Regions from separate parts of the Homo sapiens genome. Here region 2 is linked to region 1. Evidence: read pairs that join two places in POLR2A ChIA-PET (ENCODE). Cell type or tissue: GM12878. All regions are shown on one strand.

Region 1 (5,000 bases):
CCCATCACTATCCCCACCCACACCCACTATCACCACACCAAATCTGATGAGGAAAATCAGTAGTGCTTCATCTAGATGGAAAAGGGAGCCAGGCAACAGGGGACAAACCCACTCACTCCTCCAGTCTCCTCACCCCAATCCCCTTCACTGCCCTTTTCCAGGATAAAGCCATGGTGCTACTTTCAGTGCTGCTCAGGACATGGTTTTAATATGAAAAACAAAACCAAAAAAAAGGAGGGAAATGCAGACTACTTCAGTGAAGTACTGTCCAAAAACCACTATGCATAAAGCCATACCCTTTTTACTTTATGTACTGTGGAAGATTAAAAGCTGTTTCTTGTTTTGCTTCCTAGCCCTCAGACTTGTCAAATCCTCACCCCATATATTTAAATTCAGCATCCTAGGCTAAACCATAGTCATGGAAAAGCCCTTTTGGTTTCATTCTTTTCTCAGTGGCTTACTGAGTGGCTATCATAGTACAGGAATTATGCCAGGTGTTGGGGATAAAACAGTGAACAATATAGACATACTCCCTGATCTCACAGGCCTCAACCATCCACAGAAATACTGCCTGCACCCTGCTTCCTATCCGTAAGATAAATGCTTCGCCCTTATCTTATGGATAGGAAGCAGGATGCGGGCAGTACTGTGGGCAGAATTTAAATTGGAAACAGGCAGTTTCCAATTTAAAGTAAGTTGTAGGGGACATGTTTATACAAAACCGTGCGTACTCTGTTTCTGCCCTTTTGACTCCATTAAAATGAACATGCCACAGTCACCAGGTGGTTATCTAGTGATAGGATGCAGCTGTGTATTAAGGACTTGTACCCTGGGTGGTGAGAAGACCCTGATTGGTTTTATTAGTGCATTTCTGTAAGTGACTGGGATAATCATGTTCAGTTCAGCATTTTATGTGAGTTTCTGAAAGCTCTTTAATCAACTCCATAGACAAGATTATAGTGTTGCACAGCAATAGGCATGGGCCATGTCTGCACTGGAGGTAAGTTGCAAGGTACACCCACGGGTGATTTATCACTCTTACAAAGATGATAACTAATGAAGACCGCATCTAGAATGCTCTTACTGGAGATGGTTTACAGAGCATTTTTAATCATCATACTTAGATTTATATTAATATTTCTTTTCAAACTAAATTATTCCAAACTGTGCCCTGAGATACCATTTGGCCTCAAGTTCTTTTCTTTCGTCTGTATTAAGGTGCAAATAAAAAAGACTAGTAGGAAAAGAAGGCCTTATTTATGAAGGTTGTCTATAGCTCTGAGCTTGGTAGCTACATAAAATGAGTAATAACCTAAATAAGTAAAACTAATGAAGATCTAACTAGATTACTTTGCTTAATATTAACATTTTACCCGCCCCCCGCCGTGAAACATTTGGCAGATGTTCTGCAGGACTCATGAGGACATTGGTGGCTACAGCTGCTTCTGGCACTGCCCCCCCAACCCCCCAGTGAGGTGAACTTCTTTACACATCCAGCAAGCTTTAGTTATCTTCTTCTCCCATTTGAGATAACTGTGGCTACAAGAATCTCAGTTAAATCAGATGTTTAAATTAGGTGCCAAAAAATCTTACAGACACTGAACTAATACTTAAATAAAGGAACACTTCAGTTCTCCATAAAATCTGGTGTCATTTTCCAAAGAAACAGAGGATCTTTGTTTCACACCCGTGGTACTGGAATTGCAACAGTGAGGCATTCTAGCTCTCACATGCCAATGCGAGTGGCATTCATTCTTGCTCACTCATTTCTGCTTCTCATTGTCACACTTGGAGGCTCTTTGGGGGTATGTTTCAGTTGATCTGAGAAACTGGGTGTTACCAATTTACTAGAGAGTTTCTTAAAATGTATCTGAAACAAACTATTAATGGGCATTCTGTGGTGGTAAAACCAGGCAACGCCTCCCTACACTATCTGTCCTTTCAGAGCTAAGAATCTGTTATTTTGAATTGTTCACGAAGAGTGATTCTGACTCTGCTTCAGTGCACACTTTACAAACCATTGAGCCTCATCAAAGGAGTGAGTTGAGCTGAGGAATTAGAGTAAAGAATACAGGTATAGTGCCGGGCGTGGTGGCTCACGCCTGTAATCCCAACATTTTGGGAGGACAAGGAGGGTGGATCACCTGAGGTCAGGAGTTCGAGACCAGCCTGACCAACATGGAGAAACCCTGTCTTTACTAAAAATACAAAATTAGCTGGACGTGGTGGCACATGCCTGTGATCACAGCTACTCAGGAGGCTGAGGCAGGAGAATCGCTTGAACCCAGGAGGCGGAGGTTGTGGTGAGCCGAGATCACGTCACTGCACTCCAGCCTGGGCAACAAGAGTGAAATTCCATCTCAAAAAAAAAAAAAGAATAGAGGTATAGGACAGTATCCGAGACTTCAGATGCCATCTCACCTCATTCCCTTATTTTCTTGATGAGGATACCAAAGGAGCCCAGAAGGTTCTTAGGCATTGCCAGGGCAGGAGCTCCTGATCATCCAGTCAGGGGTGTGTGTGTGTGTTTTTATTTGCTTTGTTATGTCACTGTACTGTTTGCCTTTCATGGTTGACTGTTTAAGTTCTTACTCTTTTTTTAAAAAAAAGCTTGAAGTTTCAGAAGTCAAGTCGCATCATATACTTAAATGGTATGGAGGATACATTCATTGTCATTTTATACAAGTGAGCATAGTAGAGACTTGGCATTTCTAAAATCCAAGATAAGATTATTCTGGATAAGCCAAAGTTTTAGTTTAAACAAAATATGTAAAATTTGATTACATATGGACTAAGGTTCATTAAGTGACATTAAAACCAGTATGGTTTAAACTGCTTGATTCCAGCCTTTTATGCATTTTTTATTTTGAAGTTGGCAGTTGGAACCACTCTTCAGAAAGCCCTTCCCCTGTGAATGAATTTGAACTGTTTTTTTTCTTGGAAGATATTATAAGTTAAAAAGAAGCATGAGAATCCAGTAGTACATTCTCAAGTGCTTTTACCAGGATTGATCTACTTAAGTTTTAAGGTACTCAGAATTACAGGAAAAATTCAGCATAGCTGCTTTTTTTTTTTTTTTTTTTTTTTTTTTTTGAGGGGGCAGGGGGATTTGCATCTTTTAAAAGGAAGTAGTCAGTGTTTTCTTTTGATTATGTAACGTCCTACAAACCTTTAATGCATTTGAGAATCAACTTGTTGAATAGATTTGAATTTCATTAAGTTTGGTTATAGCAATCATAAAGGTTTAAAAACCCTTTATGTGCAAAAGATATTAAAAAATGCAGATATGTTACAGAGCTGCTCTTTCTTAAATAGTAATTGTGAGAATTCTTGCCCTTTGTGGGAAAAAATTTTGAATTAAAAAATAAAAGCTCCATGAATGATTAATGACCAAGAAATCTTGTGATATTTTTTAAAACAGCTATGAAAGAATACCATTCACTAGTAAAAGTGCTAGAAAACACAAAAATTGCTCCATTACTTAGAGGTTTTTTTTGTTTTGTTGTTGTTGTTGTTTGTTTTAGATTTTCTGATTCAAAAACCAGCAGACTCGAGCAACGATAGCTTAAATGTGGATGACTTTGGTCTAAATCTTTACTGTTATTTACCTCTTTGATTGTTTCGTTATGTATCAATCTGAGGGAAAAAAGTTCTTGTTAGGATATTAGTAAAATTATGGTTAGTGGTGTCACTTTTTCTATTATTGCCAAGAATGGTTGGTTAGGATTGCTATTCTAAGTATTATTTAACGATGCCTCTCATCTTGAAGTTTCCCCTCCCAAGAGATTCTGAACACTAAATGTGATTCTCTTACATTCTTATTCCAAGGAGGAGAACTAATGTAAGAACTTAAAAATCTTTTGCATGTTTTCTTCATAATGCAAAAGAGCAAATACTAAGAAGGGCTAACTTTCTTGAAAATATGACTGGCTTCCTATAGGACAGCGACCATTATTTGCTGTTGCTAGGAATACAAGAAGTGCTTGAAAATTCAGATCACATTAGCATGTTACAGCATTTGGCATTTTTCATACAAGAGGGTTATCTTGCTAACATTAACTGCTTAAGGACAGAAGGCATAACACAAGATTAGAATAACTGCCCAAAGTTGGAAAATGGAATATTAAACGACCCGTACTGCATCTATGTTCCTTATACTGTGCTGGGACCACAAAAGAAGACTAAGTCAACATCTGCCCTCTAGATCCAGGATCTAGCAAGAAAGACAAAGAAGTAGACCTCTAGCAATCTGATACAGTATGAATGACTTGAGGCATGAATAGTTTCATGGAGCACAAAGAAGTAGGTAGGTAGTGGTCCTGTGTGAAGTTTGCAGTGCAGAAGGAGTTTAGCTTTTATAATCTTACAAGCAGGTGACTTCTGAGCTGGCAGAGAAATGCAGTAGGGGGCTTCCCAGGAAAGGAATCAGCATGAGCAACGGCATGAAAATGCATGGCATGCTCAAGGAATGGCAGTATGGTCTGGTTAATTCCGTTCCTTCTTTCAGCCAACACATATGAAACACCTGTTTGCCAGGTGCGGCATTAGGTACTGGGGCTACAAAGATGAATAGATCCTCTTCTCTGCCTTCAAGAACTAAAAGTCTAGAGTGGGAAACAAGTAAACAGATCAATTATAATTAAACTTGGTGAGTGTGTAACCGAGCTGTGAACACATTGCTCTGGGAATGGAGAAAAGGGAGTGATTTGTTCAATCTGATCTTCGGGAGAGGATTAGAGTAATTACCACAGAAGTCTTCTCAGAGGTGGTAATTCAGGAGCTTGGTTTCAAAGCCTGAGTAAGAGTTGGCCAGGTGAAATAGAGAGAAACAGAGCATTTGAGATCAACTCTAAGAATCTGAATTGTATCTATACATTGATAGTAAATCAACATATTTGTATTCAAGGGATGGTTTGGTTTCATTTCTCAGTATTTGAGGCTCATCATTCTGAACATGACTGATTTTATAGGGCTGTAGAAAATAACTGTGATTACTAGAA
Region 2 (5,000 bases), 330 kb after region 1:
TTTGTCCCTCGGTAGATGCGGGGGATTGGTTCCAGGACCCCCTCTGTATATCAAAATCTGTACGTATTCAAGTCCCGCAGTCGGCCCTGCACATATGAAAAGTTGTTCCCCACCCCCTATATATTAGGTGTTTGAATTCCATGAATACTGTATTTTTGATCTGCATTTGTTTGGAAAAAATCCATGTGTAAGTGGACCCATATGCACTTCAAACCTGTGTAGTTCAAGGGTTAACTTTAGTTATAACTCTTCTACTTTTTCCTGAACTAATTGTCAGAATTCTTTATGATTGATTCTGTTCATGAATTTTACTATTATTATTACTGTAGTAGGTAATAGGTGGTAGTGGCATGACTGATTTGTCTTCTGTTTTGAGATGCACTTGATATAATAAAGAATGAGGTAGTATTTGATTATTTCTATTTAAAATTTGTTTTATTTGGAAATTATTTAAAATTTATAGAAAAGTTGCAGAAATAAATGCATTGCAAACAGCACTCATACCCCTTTCTAGGATCAAACTGTGGTTAACATTTTACCTCATTTGCTTTCTGATGTGTATTTGTATCACCTTACAGCATTCAATTTTCTGAAACATCGGAGGGTGAGGCCCTTGTTTTCTAAGTATGTAGTTTCTAAGATTAGGGATGTTCTTTTACATGAGTATAGTTAAGTTACCAACTTTAGTACATTTAAAAGTTGATACATCATAGATTTTACCTATTCCATTTTTGTCAGTTGACCCAATAATATCATTTGTTGCCATTTTTGTCCTTCAGTACTGGATCCAACTAGGATCAGGTACCTTTTGGATGCAGTCTAGGATCATGTACTGCTTTTAATTGTCATGTCTCTTTAGCCTCTGTTAGTCTGAAACATTTCTACAGCTTTTCTTTTTCTGGCATTGACATTTTTGAAAAATTCACACATAACCCTTCTTTTAAATAGAGTGTTCCTCGTTTTGGGTTTGTCTGATGATTAGATTCTGTTATATATTCTCAGCTGGAATACTACATAGGGGATATTGTGTCCTTCTAATGGTATGGTGTCTGTAGGCACATGATGTTAATCTGAGCATCATTGAGATACTAATTTTAATCACACAAAGTGTTGCCTGATTTCTCCATTGTATAATACTAGTTTTCCCCATCTTGCAGCTAATGATCAGTTTGTGGGGATACACTTTCAGACTGTGAAACTTCTTGCTCTTCATCAAAATTTCCCCCTAGACGAGTATCTTATTACCTTCCTTTTAAGTACTTTGCTAGCAAAAAAAAAATTGTTTGTAATTCTTTTTCTTACTAATGTAAATTGAAATAAAAAATTCTACTTACTACAGAAATACAGAAAGCATAATACTAATTTGAAAAATGAGTATTGGTAATTATAGTGACTTCATATAGGAATTAAAAGTTCTTAGAAGGAAAAATGACTAATTTGGGTATTTAGTTGGTCATATCCTCTCGTTTGCCCAGTGTGTGAATTTTGGAATTAAACAATTGAGTCCTAGTGTGTTTTGTTTTAAAAAGAAAGAAAAGACCACTCTGTTTAGCATGTGAAAAGTAGCTTCTTCTGTACTGTACCAAAGGAAAAAATCTAGTATGAGGCTTTGTCATGCTCCATATTTCATTCTGTCTTCACAAAGTGGCTTGATAACTACACCCTTAAAAAATGATTCTTAGAGGAAAAAAACCATGAGACATTTGTTAAAGTAGGTATTTTTCTATTTGTCTTTTCAAGTTTATTGTATTGTATTGGACCGCTGCTATAGATGGACAGGTCAAGCAAAGAGAAACTTCATTTCCCATGCTGTTGTTAATAGCTTGCTTTCTGCATGTCTTCATTTAAAAGAACAATTGTGAAATCTAACCTAATCCATTTAGTACTACTCTACTTTGAAAGCACTAGAACATATGAAGAGGATTTCACTGTGTTCTTTCCAGTGTCAGATATCACTGTTTACAAGTAGTCAGTGCACAGTACATCTCTGGTATATTAACCTGTTTACAAAGAATAGTTGCACCCGCCCCCTCACCCGTTTCTATTGTCTTAAGATATCTTTTTTTTTTTTTTTTGAGACGGAGTCTTGCTTTATCACCAGACTGGAGTGCAGTGGCGTGATCTTGGCTCGCTGCAACCTCCGCTTCCCGGGTTCAAGCAATTCTCCTGCCTCAGCCTCCCAAGTAGTTGGGATTACAGGCACGCGCCACCACCCCCAGCTAATTTTTGTATTTTTAGTACAGACGGGGTTTCACTATGTTGGCCCAGGTGGTCTTGATTTCTTGACCTCGTGATCCACCCACCTCGGCCTCCCAAAGTGCTGGGAGTACAGGTGTGAGCTGCTGCGCCTGGCTGGTATCTTTCGTTTTTTTTTTTTTTTTTTTGGTAATGCTCTGTGGCCCAGGCTGGAGTGCAGTGGTGCCATCTCAGCTCACTGCAACCTCCGCCTCCTGGGTTCAAGCGATTGCATCAGCTTCCGGAGTAGCTGGGACTACAGGCAAGCCCCACCATGCCTGGCTAATTTTTTATATTTTAGTAGAGGCAGGGTTTCACCATGTTGCCCAGACTGGTCTTGAACTCCTGAGCTCAGGCAATCCACCTGCCTTGGCCTCCCAAAGTGCTGGGATTACAGGTGTGAGCCACCGCGCCCAGCTGTCTTAAGATATCTTTAGTAAAGTGTCCTTTCATTACTGGAGGTTCACCGCCTCATGTCTTCAGTCTTCCTGCTGTTAACTTTGGTTGCTGTCTGTACGTTCTTCACCATTTTCCATTTGTCTCATTTCTGAGATCTCTAGTAGAAAATGTAGGTAAGTGCTGCAAAGTGGAGTGTTGGCACTGATAGAACTTTCTAGGACAAGGTCTGCTTTAGCCTTTGGTATGCTAATGAATTTGGGAAAAGCCACATTTTTCTGCTGTTGTAGCATTCATCTCCTTGCTTACCTGTATTTTAAATGAACGGCCTATGAATAGAACATAAAACCATAAACGTTAGGGCTGGAAGTGACTGGAGATACTCTTCCAATTTCCTTTTTCTAGATAAGGAAGCTGAATCCCAAGGTCACATGACTTGCATCTAGTTAGTAAGTAGCATAATTGTTAATAAGATTCCCTGACTTTGAGAATAATCTTCTTTTCACCATCTTATTTTGCTTCAGATTTATTTTGTTCAACCAAGTTCCAGGTACACTGCCTTGCAACTTTGGCTTATAGGAGGGTAAGCATTATGACAGTGACAGCTCCATCTGCCATCACAGAATCACAGCGAGTGCCACGTGTGATCATGGCATTTAAGAAGGCAGGCATGAAAGCATACAGTAGTCCCTCTTATCCATGGTTTTGCTTTCCAGTTTCAGTTACCTATGATCAACCTCTGAAATAATAATGACTCTAAAGCAGAAGAGTACTGTGCCTAATTTATAAATTAAGCTTTATCATAGGTATGTATGTATTGGGAAAAACATAGTGTACATAGGGTTAGGTTCTATCTGTGATGTCAGGCATCCACTGGGGTTCTTGGAACGTATCCCCCAAGGATAAGGAGGGACTACTTACTTTTATTTTTCTACTCTTTCCCCCCCAAGTCAGATTAACTCATAATTATCCAGATCTTAAGAACAATGTGACTTTAGGCAAGTGACTTAAGCTGACTTTGCCTTGTTTTTCTCATCTGAGAAATGAAGATAATGCTACTCATTTCATTGGGTTGTTATAAGGATTAAACTATGCTGATGAATGTTAAGTGCTTAGTATTACGTGTTTGTTAAATTTGTTAAAATAAGTAGAATGATATACTACTAAGTAGTATTTTCTAAACATCTGTTTCCCAAACCTGTAGTCTTAATTAAGCAGCTTCTTGACAGCTCAGACATAAATTCTCAGGTATCTAGTGCCCAGTTGCCAACTGAGTGGTTATAGTTGTTCAACACAAGCTTTGAAAAGTGATGATTAAGATTGGACACTAGGAAAGAAGTAGAAAATACTTCCAGGTCCATAAAGTAATTATTGCACAAAATTCATGCATCAAAGTTAAGCACTTTATTGGCAGAAGAGTTCCAGCATTTTCCTCCTTCATGGCCTATGTTTTTTTTGAGACATGCTCTCACTCTATTGTCTAGGCTGGAGTACAGTGGCACAATCTTGTCTTAAAGTCATATCGTTCTTAAGATCTCAACCTCCACCTCCCAGGCTCAAGCAATCCTCCCACCTCAGCCTCCCTAGTAGCTGGGACTACAGGTGCATATAACCATGCCTGGCTAATTTTTGTATTTGTAGAGAGAAGGTTTTGCCGTGTCACCCAGGCTAGTCTTGAACTCCTGGGCCGCAGCAACCTGCCTGTCTCAGCCTCCCAAAGTGCTGGAATTACAAGCTTGAGCCACTATGCCTGGCCCTAATAACTCTTAGTTTGTTCAACAAATATTTATTGAATATCTTGCTCTACTCAAGAATTTTGGAGTAAAAACTCAAGGACTTGATTAGCTAATTTTCGGTTTTTGCATGTTAGCAGTAGCAGCTGAGTTACAGGAAAGTTGTTAGGGTTGGCCAAGGTAAAGAAAAGAGATAAATGAACCCCTGAGAAAGCTCGGGGGTACCCCAGTATACTGCAGCCCCCTACATTATTTTATTATGAAGTGCTGTAGTTGATGTTCATAATCATAAAACTTTACCTCCAATAGGGAGGGCCCTTGAGTGTTATCTAATTTAGTTTTCTTGTTTTGCAATAGATAAACTGACCCAGAAACATTGAGAACACATTAAATCATGTTCTATAGGTTGTTTGTGGGAAGTTAGCCAAGTGTATATTGCCTTTTAGAAAGCTTTCCATGCAAGCTAGTTGTAAAGTTTGGTACCTAAAAATTTTAGCTACTATTTTTCCTGCCTCTTCATTATGTAAAACACTTAATGATATGAAATAAATGAGCATTATCTCACGTAGATCTCTCCTCAGAGATTAAAGCCTATCACAATAAATATAATTACAATGAAAATATTTAAGAAAAATA

Evidence for each region. Peaks named below come from ENCODE experiments on the same cell type or tissue, not always from the same donor. Only the 100,000 strongest peaks of a DNase experiment are listed, where the experiment ranks them.
Region 2: POLR2A ChIA-PET joins it to region 1 with 7 read pairs; 2 of 35 experiments call an interaction of 5 or more read pairs at or near these places.

The regions. Positions count from the first base shown.
Region 1 is chr3:4,836,966-4,841,965 of GRCh38, forward strand. The region is part of intron 61 of ITPR1 (inositol 1,4,5-trisphosphate receptor type 1); the gene reads left to right. All of the region lies in intron 2 of LOC124906209 (a long non-coding RNA gene), which reads right to left. Among named protein-coding and RNA genes, the nearest start is that of EGOT, 88 kb to the left of the region's middle. In GM12878, no CTCF peak of the experiment used is centred here; a DNase peak (open chromatin) is centred at 1,886.
Region 2 is chr3:5,163,984-5,168,983 of GRCh38, forward strand. The region is part of intron 1 of ARL8B (ARF like GTPase 8B); the gene reads left to right. Among named protein-coding and RNA genes, the nearest start is that of EDEM1, 21 kb to the right of the region's middle. In GM12878, no CTCF peak of the experiment used is centred here; no DNase peak of the experiment used is centred here.